Regions from separate parts of the Homo sapiens genome. Here region 1 is linked to region 2. Evidence: read pairs that join two places in POLR2A ChIA-PET (ENCODE). Cell type or tissue: OCI-LY7. All regions are shown on one strand. Each heading gives the region's core, and the rest is flanking DNA. Links, peaks and the distances in the headings are about the cores only. Region 1 has its middle 2.4 kb from the start of RANBP2. Region 2 overlaps CCDC138 (coiled-coil domain containing 138).

Evidence for each region. Peaks named below come from ENCODE experiments on the same cell type or tissue, not always from the same donor. Only the 100,000 strongest peaks of a DNase experiment are listed, where the experiment ranks them.
Region 1: POLR2A ChIA-PET joins it to region 2 with 5 read pairs; 3 of 35 experiments call an interaction of 5 or more read pairs at or near these places.

Annotation. Positions count from the first base shown.
Region 1 is chr2:108,714,859-108,719,266 of GRCh38, forward strand. No RefSeq gene overlaps it. Among named protein-coding and RNA genes, the nearest start is that of RANBP2, 2.4 kb to the right of the region's middle. RefSeq lists an enhancer at 3,567-4,408. In OCI-LY7, for the core only: no CTCF peak of the experiment used is centred there; no DNase peak of the experiment used is centred there; H3K4me3 peaks cover 378 bases; H3K27ac peaks cover 158 bases.
Region 2 is chr2:108,836,221-108,840,628 of GRCh38, forward strand. It overlaps CCDC138 (coiled-coil domain containing 138), which reads left to right. Exons shown (of 15, transcript NM_144978.3): 11 at 2,965-3,081. It also overlaps a transcript of RANBP2 not described here. Among named protein-coding and RNA genes, the nearest start is that of CCDC138, 52 kb to the left of the region's middle. In OCI-LY7, for the core only: no CTCF peak of the experiment used is centred there; no DNase peak of the experiment used is centred there.

The sequences.
Region 1 (4,408 bases), core at 268-4,267, 120 kb before region 2:
AACTTGTCTGTGGAGACCTGGGGAGTTTCTTCAGACCCGCAATAAAACTGGTTTAATCCTAAATGGGTCCTGTTGAGAACTCCTTCGTTATGGGCTGGGTGCGGTGGCTCATGCCTGTAATCCAAACACTTTGGGAAGCTAAGGTGGGTGGATCACGAGGTCAAGAGATCGAGACCAGCCTGGCCAACATGGTGAAAGCCCATCTCTACTAAAAATACAAAAATTAGCCGGGCGTGGTCATGCATGCCTGTAATCCCAGCTACTCAGGAGGCTGAGGCAGGAGAATCACTTGAACCTGGGAGGCAGAGGTTGCAGCGAGCCAAGATCCTGCTGCTACACTCTAGCCTGGGTGACAGAGGAAGACTCCATCTCAAAAAAAAAAAAAAATTCCTTCATTATTGTGTCATGCTTTAAGGCCCAGGACAGGCCTAGGCAAAAGTTTTGATGGCCTTTTGTTACATCCCAGCCTTTGTATAAGGGCACTGGCTTTTAGTATTTAACTTCATTCAGTAATTACTGAAACAGTTGTTATGAAAGTCTGCATTAGTGAGACCTGGCCTGCCACAGGAGGTTGCAGTGAGCTGAGATCTTGCCACTGTACTCCAGCCTGGGTGGCAGTGTGAGACTCTGTCTCAAAAAAGAAAAATGATGCAGAAAGATTTGTTTGACACAGGGTGGGCATAAACTTTCAATTTGTAAAAAACATAGTATCTGTGAAGTACAATAAAATGTAGTGCGATAAAATGAGGTATGCTTGGACAGCAAAACATCATGTTGTACCTAGTAAATGTATACAATTTTTATTTGTGAATTATACCTCAATAAAGCTGGACAAATGAACTGTATTTGCAACATGGTAGGGAATATATGACATTGGACACTAATGCAAATGGAATTTTCAGTGCCTTGGTGAAAATGTTATACCACTGAACAAAAAAAAAATGTAGTGTAAAATGAAGTAAAATGTGAAAATCCCTAATAAATGCAGAAATATGAACTGCTTATCCAAAAGAGAAAAGTCTTTTGAGTTCCTCAAGAAGATTCTCTCTTTGGATGCTGGGCGCGGTGGATGCCGGGCACCTGTATCCGAGCACTTTGGGAGGCCGAGGCAGATGGATCACTGGAGGCCAGGAGTTCAAGACCAGCCTGTCCAACACGGTGAAACCCCGTCTCTACTAAAAATACAACAATAACCCGGGTGTGATGGCATGTACCTGTAATCCCAGCTACTCAGGAGGCTGAGGCACAAGAATTGCTTGAACCTGGGAGGCAGAGGTTGCAGTGAGCCGAGATTGTGCCACTGCAGTCCAACCTGGACCACAGAGTGAAACTCCGTCTCAAAAAAAAAAAAAAAAGAAAGAAGGAAAAAGAAGGTTCTCTCTTTGGGCACTCCTTTTCGATATATTCAACATAAATGGATTAATGATACCATTTTTACTAGGTGAGTATGTTTGGGCAAGTTGCTTCAGTGCTCATTCTCTTGGTTTCCTTTTTTTTTTTTTTTTTTTGGAGACAGGGTCTTTCTCTGTCACCTAAGCTGGAGTGCAGTGGAGTGAACATAGCTCACTGCAGCCTCCAACACCTAGCCTCAAGAGATCCTCCTGCTTCAGTCTCCCAAATAGCTGGGACTACTGGCAGGCACCACCATGCCTGGCTAGTTTTTAATTTCTTTTTTTTTGTAAGCACAGGGTGTTGCTATGTTGCCCAGGCAGGTCTTGAACTACTGGGCTCAAGTGATCCTCCCACCTCAGCCTCCCAAAGTTTTGGATTACAGGCATGAGCCATGGTGCCTGGCTGTCTTTTGCTTTCCTTATCTGTAAAAACTGAGGATAATAACAGTACCCTTACAAAGTTGGTGGAAGAATGATATTAATACAAATGAAGTGCTAACAGAAAGAGCTTTGGAACACAGCAAGTACTTGTTAGCTATGGCTATTGTTATCAACACACTTTTCAAGGCAAACTTGTGGTTTCACCTATCACCTGAGATATATGACTTTTAAGTCCATCAGATCTTCTCTTTTGGTTTTTATTTTTAAATTAATTAAATATTATTATTATTATTATTTTGAGACAGAGTCTGCTCTGTTGCCCAGGCTAGAGTGCACTGGCACGATCTCAGCTCACTGCAACCTCCACCTCCCAGGTTCAAGCAATTCAGGTGCCTCAGCCATCCAAAGAAGCTGGGATTACAGGCATGCACCACCATACCCAGTTAATTTTTGCATTTTTAGTAGAGATAGGGTTTCAACACGTTGGCCAGGCTGGCCTTGAACTCCTGGCCTCAAGCAATCAGCCCATCTGGGCCTCCCAGTGTGCTGGGATTACAGGCGTGAGCCATCGTGCCTGGCCCTCTTTTCGTTTTAGAGATAGGAATCTCATTCTCTTCCACAGGCTGGAGTGCAAAGGCATGAACATAACTCATTGCAGTCTCCAATCCTGGGCTAAAGGGATGTTTCCCCCTCTGCCTTTGGAGTAGCTGGGCCTCAGAACTGTGCCGCAACTACTGACTTCCATCAAGATCTCTGTCCTACCATTTCATCTTCCTACTAGGCTATCCCCACATGGATATATAAATGGTACCTCAAGTGAAAGAAATCAACTACCTAAAATAGGATTTTCCACTCCAAACTAGATTTTCTTTACATGTCATTTCTGTTAATGTGGGTCACACACACTGGTAAGCTCAGAATCATCTTTTTCTTTTCTTTTATTCACATCCAATATTGTTGAAATAAAACAAAATGCTGTTTTTCCTTTTTTAGAAAGGCAATACTTGTTCATTATATCAAAATTTAGAAAATATGGAAAAACAAAAAGGATAAAAAATTATCCACAACCAAAATAGCCCAAATTTCCAGTTAAAAATGTCAACGCATTTGATATTTGTCCACATAATTCAGACTGTAATGTTTACACAAATGTGAGCTTTTAAAATCTAAAAGGTTCTCACTATTAAAAATGTTTTGTTAAATTTTGTTTTAAAAGTAAGATTTTAATATCCAAATTCCCAAAATAGACATTTTTGAAGATTTGGAAAATACAGACGGCTCAAAATCTTTACATTATTACTGTTAAATTTTGGTATGTTCTGTTATTCTGCTAGTGAAATATATATAGATTTGGGGGGGCTATTCCTTTTCCTTTTTTTTTTTTTTTTTGAGACAAGGGTCTCACTCTGGTGCCCAGGATGGAATGCAGTGGCGCTATCACAGTTCATTGTAACCTGGAACTCCTGGACTCGAGGGATCCTCCCGCCTCGACCTCCCAAAGTGCTGGGGCTACCAGCTTAAGCCACTGTGCCAGGCGAATGGCTATTCCTATATACACAGTTGACCCTTGAATAACATGGGTTTGAACTGCCTGGGCCCGCTTATAAGCCGACAGAAAATACAGTATTGGAGGGGCCTGCATATAGAGAGGTCTGACTTTTCCTCTAAGTGTTCCACCCGCAGGACTGACTGCGGGATTTGAGAATGCGCGGACTTCTTCTTCTTCTTTTTTTTTTTAGGAAGTCTTACTCTCGCCCAGGCTTGAGTGCAGTGGCGCGATCTCAGCTCACTGTAACCCTCGCCTCTCAGTTTCAAGCGATTCTCGTGCCTCAGCCTCCCGAGTAGCTGGGATTATAGGGGCCCACCTCCACGCCCAGGTAATTTTTTGTATTTTTAGTAGAGATGGGCTTTCGCCATGTTGGCCAGGCTGGTTTCGAACTCCTGACCTCAGGTGATCCGCCCGCCTCGGCCTCCCAAAGTGCTGGGATTACAGGCGTGAACCACAGCGCCCGGCGGAATGCGTGGATTTTGGCATAAGACGGTGGTTCTGGAACCAATCCCCCGCCGAGATGACTGTTTAAAAAATTGTAATTGTCCAAAACTTAATATTTGTGGTCTTTTTCATTATGCAGTTCTAAATCTCCCTTTTTTTTTTTTTTTAAATTCAGACGGAGTCTCCCTCTGTCGCCCAGACGGCGCAATCTCGGCTCACTGCAACCTCCGCCTCCCGGGTTCAAGCGATTCTCCTGCCTTAGCCTCCGGAGTAGCTGGGACTACAGGCGTCCGACACCACGGCCGGCTAATTTTTTGTATTTTTGGTAGAGATGGGGTTTCCCTGTGCTAGCCAGGATGGTCTCGATTTCCTGACCTCATGATCCGCCCGCCGTGGCCTCTCAAAGTGCTGGGATTACAGGCGTGAGCCACCACGCCTGGCCCTCATTTAATAAGATATGAATTTAAAAATGTATGCTTTAGTATTCACACATGTCCGATGCAACGTATTTAACCAGTCATCTCCAGAAACTTTGTTCCAATTTACACGTTCACCAAATTGGCCTGAGTGCTTTTTTTCTTCCAATGCATTGCGCACTTATAATTTAGAACAAGTGACCAAAACGCTTAAGAGCCCATCACGC
Region 2 (4,408 bases), core at 313-4,312:
GACATTAGATTTCTCATATGGATGGAATCATAATAGTATTTGCCTTTTTGTGACTGGCTTATTTCACTTAGCATAATATCCATAAGGTTCGTCCATGTTGTAGCATGTGACAGGATTTCCTTCCTTTCTAAGGTGGAACAATATTTGTTTATGCATGAATACCACATATTGCTTATCCATTCATTGATAGATATTTGGGCAGCTACCATCTCATGGCTATTGTGAATAGTGCTGATATGAATATGGACTTGCAAATATCCTTTCAAGACCCTGTTTTCAATCCCTTTGGACATATACCCAGAAGTGGGATTGCTAGATCATTTGATAGTTCTATTTTCAATTTTTGAAGAATTGCTTTACTGTTCACCATAGTAAATTAATGCTTTAGGGATTTTGGTAGAGATGACATTGAATCTGTAGATCGCTTTGGGTAGCATGGACACCTTGATAATACCATGTTTTCTAACCCATGAACATGAAATTTCATTCTATTTATTTGTGTCTTTTAATTTTTTTCATCACTGTTTTGTGGTTTTTAGTGTATAAGTTTTTTACCTCCTTGCTTAGATTTATTCCTAAGTATTTTCATTCATTTTGATGCTATTTGTAAGTGGAACTGTTTTCCTAATTTCCTGTTTGGATTGTTCATTGTTAGTGTATGGAAACACAAGTGATTTTTAGTATTGATTTTGTATTCAGCAACTTTGCTGAATTTATGTATTCTTTTTTTTTTTAATTGTGGAATCTTTAGGACTTTCGACATATAAGGTCATGCCATCTGAGAAGAGAGATGATTTTACTTCTCCAATTTGGATACTTTTTATTTCTTTTTCTTGCCCAGTTTCACTGGCTGGTACTATAGTGAACAGAAGTGGTGAGGGTGTGCTTGTCTTGTTCCTGATTTTGGAGGAAAGGCTTTCATTCTTTTACCTTCAGAGTGTAATCTGTGGGCTTTTTATATATAGCCTTTATTATATCGAGGTGGTTTCCCTCTATTAAGTTTGTTGAGTATTTTTATCATGAAAGGGCGTTGAATCTTGTTCAGTGCTTTTTCTTTGTCAATTGAAATAATCGTGTGGGTTTTGTCCTTCATTTTGTTAAAATGGTATATTACACCAGTTTTTAAAAATGTTGAACCGTCCTTGCATTGCAAGAATTAATCTCACTTAGTCATGGCGTATAATCCCTTTTAATATACCGCCATGCACTGTATAATGATGTTTAAGACAATGGTAGACCGTATATATGATGGTGGTCCCATAATATTATAATGGAGCAAAGAAAAAAAGAATATAAAAAGAAAACAGATTATAATGGAGCTGAAAATTTCCTGTCACTTTGTGACATCATAGCTGTCATAATATTGTAGCAGAACACATTACTCACATGTTTGTGGTGATGCTGACGTAAACAAACCTGTGCTGCCAGTTACATAAAAGAATAGCACACACAGCTATGTAGAGTACATAATACTTGATCATAAACAACCATGTTACTGGTTTATGTATTTACTATTTATTGTTATTTTAGAGTGTATCTCTGTCATTAACTGATGCATGTCTTTATTAAAAAGTTGGGGGGAGAAGTTTATATAAAATTTTACTGAGATTATGACTGTAAGAGAGTATATGGCTAGTAAATTTTATTCCATAAAAATACTATTTAGAGATTTCTCAACTTATGAGGTGTCTATAATTTTTTCGATTTTTTTTTTTTTTAAAGACACCAGAGTGGTCAGATGGTAGGAAGACAGGAGTCAAGGGGAAAGCACTGGGCAGACCCTTTATTGTGGTTTCCACATGAAAGGCAATGCAGGGCAGGGTGAATAAATAGGATTGGTTAGTTTGAATAATTTTGGCAGTACTAAGCTCTAGGGGTGGTCCCTAGTGACTCTGGTAAGATTACGGCAGAGAATATTGCCTCCTGGGATACAAGGGCCAGATAGAAGGGGTCTGGCTCTGAATTGGTTAATTTGTCTATCAGAGGCATACTCTAGGCCGAGCACTTTGCTGTATCTAAGAATTGGCTGGTCCAGGGAGGGGCAATCTCTCCCCAACTGGAAAGGTTTTTTAAGACGTCCAAAACATCATAATATACAGAAAATTTTACAAAATACATATATGTATATACACACAATACACTCATAATCATTAGTCCGGAGAATCTTTATACAGTTGACATAACCATTTTCCTGATTGCTATACAATTATTTCCAGGTTTTACTCTTATAAACAGTGTAGCAATAAATATCTTTGTACATGGCTTTTGGAGGGATCTTCTTAAATCGATTTTCTTAGGCTGGTATCTCAGAAGTGGGAGTATTCTGTTAGAGCCTTAGAATATGTCTTTATGGTCCTGAAATCATTTAGCAAAATGATATACTTTTGAAGCAAAATTCATAGACATCCTTAAACAGTTAAATGTTTTTATAAATTAGCATATTAAGATATGCATGCAATGTAGACATATAAACAAGTAAATAGTACTCCAGTTTCTGAAATCCAGCATTTTAAAAAATCCTTTCATATATCTTTTTCAGTATAAATTTATATAGATATAGTTTATATAAATGAGATTTTTATTCCATTTGCTTCCTTGTAAACACCTTTTTTCACCCCAGAATATGCCATGGCAATAAATATAAATCTAGGTTATCATTTTTAATGGTTACATATATACTATAAACTTATTTAATCATTTAAGGTTCATAGAGTATCTTTGTGTAGGTTAATCTCCTTAAACTAGATGTGCTGTTATTGCTGGATGAAAGAAAATGCATATATAAGAACTAAAATACATATTGCCAAATTGTATTGCATATAGTTTTAAAGTGAAGGTTTTTTGTTGGAGAACTCTTTTGTTTTGTTTTGTTTTTAAAGATAATTTTGGAAAATTGTGGTAATTGATTTAAGACATTTAAAAATACTGTGCCTTTGTATTTATTTTCCATCATTTTATCTTTAGCTTTTGCCTCTAATGACAGAGCAGCTACAGTGGATGCCATTTGTGAATATCAAACTTCACGAGCCTTTTGTAAAATTTATATATTGGTCCCTAAGGCAGCTAGATGCTGGAGCACAGGTAATTGGTTAATAGGAATTTATCTATAAGTAATACTCCACCTAATATTACTTCTTGATCTTGTTTCACAATATCTGTTTTGAATATATTCTCTGTATTTCAGAATAATCTTCCCTATCTATGTCTTGCTGGGATTTTGATAGGAATTGTGTTAAACCTGTATATTAATTTGAGAATAATTGACATCTTTCCTTTGTTGAGTCTTACAATTTATGAACATAAAATGTCTGTCCACTTATTTAGAACTTTGATTTATCAGTGTTGCATAGTTTTCAGCATAAAATTGCTGCATTCTTGTTTACCTTTTTGGCTGAGTATTTAAATTTTTTGAGCAATTTTAGTTGGTATTGTCTTTTTACTGTTGATGTTTACATGTTCATTGATAATATATAGAAGTAAAATTGTTTTTTGTTTATTTTGTATCCTGTGACCCTGAGCTTACTAGTTTTAGGAGTTTTCTTGAAGATTCCTCAGGATTTTTACATAGAAAATCATGTTATCTGCAAATGAAAACAGTGTTGTGTTTTTTTTTTCTTTTTGATATGTATGCCTTTAATTTCCTTTTCCTACCTTATTGCATTAGCTAGAGTTTCCAGCAGTATGTCGAATATGATGGTGAGAGTAGTCATCCTTGCCTTGTTTCTCCTCTTAGGAGGAAAATTCATTCTGCCATTACTAAGTATAATATTAGCTGTAGTATTTTCATAGATACTTTCAATCAAGTTCCCCTGTATTCCTATTTTTCTGAGTTTTTTAAAAATCATGAATCGTGTTGAATTTTTTTAGATACTTTTTCTGCATTGATTGATACATGTTCTTTTTCATCTTTAACTTGTTAATATGAATTACATTGACTTTGAAATATTAAAGTCTCTGAAATAAAACCCACTTGGTTGTGGTGTTTAATTCTTTTTATATGTTTTTATATTAACAAATTCTATTTGCTAATATTTTGTTAAGGACTTTTGTTTCTATATTCATGAGAAATATTTGTCTATAGTTTTGAACTCTCTTTGGTTTTGTATCAGGGCAATATTAGGTTCATAAAATGAATTGGGAAGGGTCTTATCCTTTATATTTTCTGGGAGAAATTATGTAGACTAAGTGTTCATTCTTTAAACATTTGGTAGAATTCTCCAGTGAAACTATGTGGATGAGATTTCTTTTGGGGGAGGTTTTAAATTATGAATTTAAGTTCTTTAATAGTTACAGGGCTGTTCTAGTTATGTAATTCATATCGATGATTTGTAGTAGTTTGTGCTTTTTGAGGGACTGAACCATTCAAATGTATGCACATTTATGTGTGTAGAGTTTTTCATAGTATTCT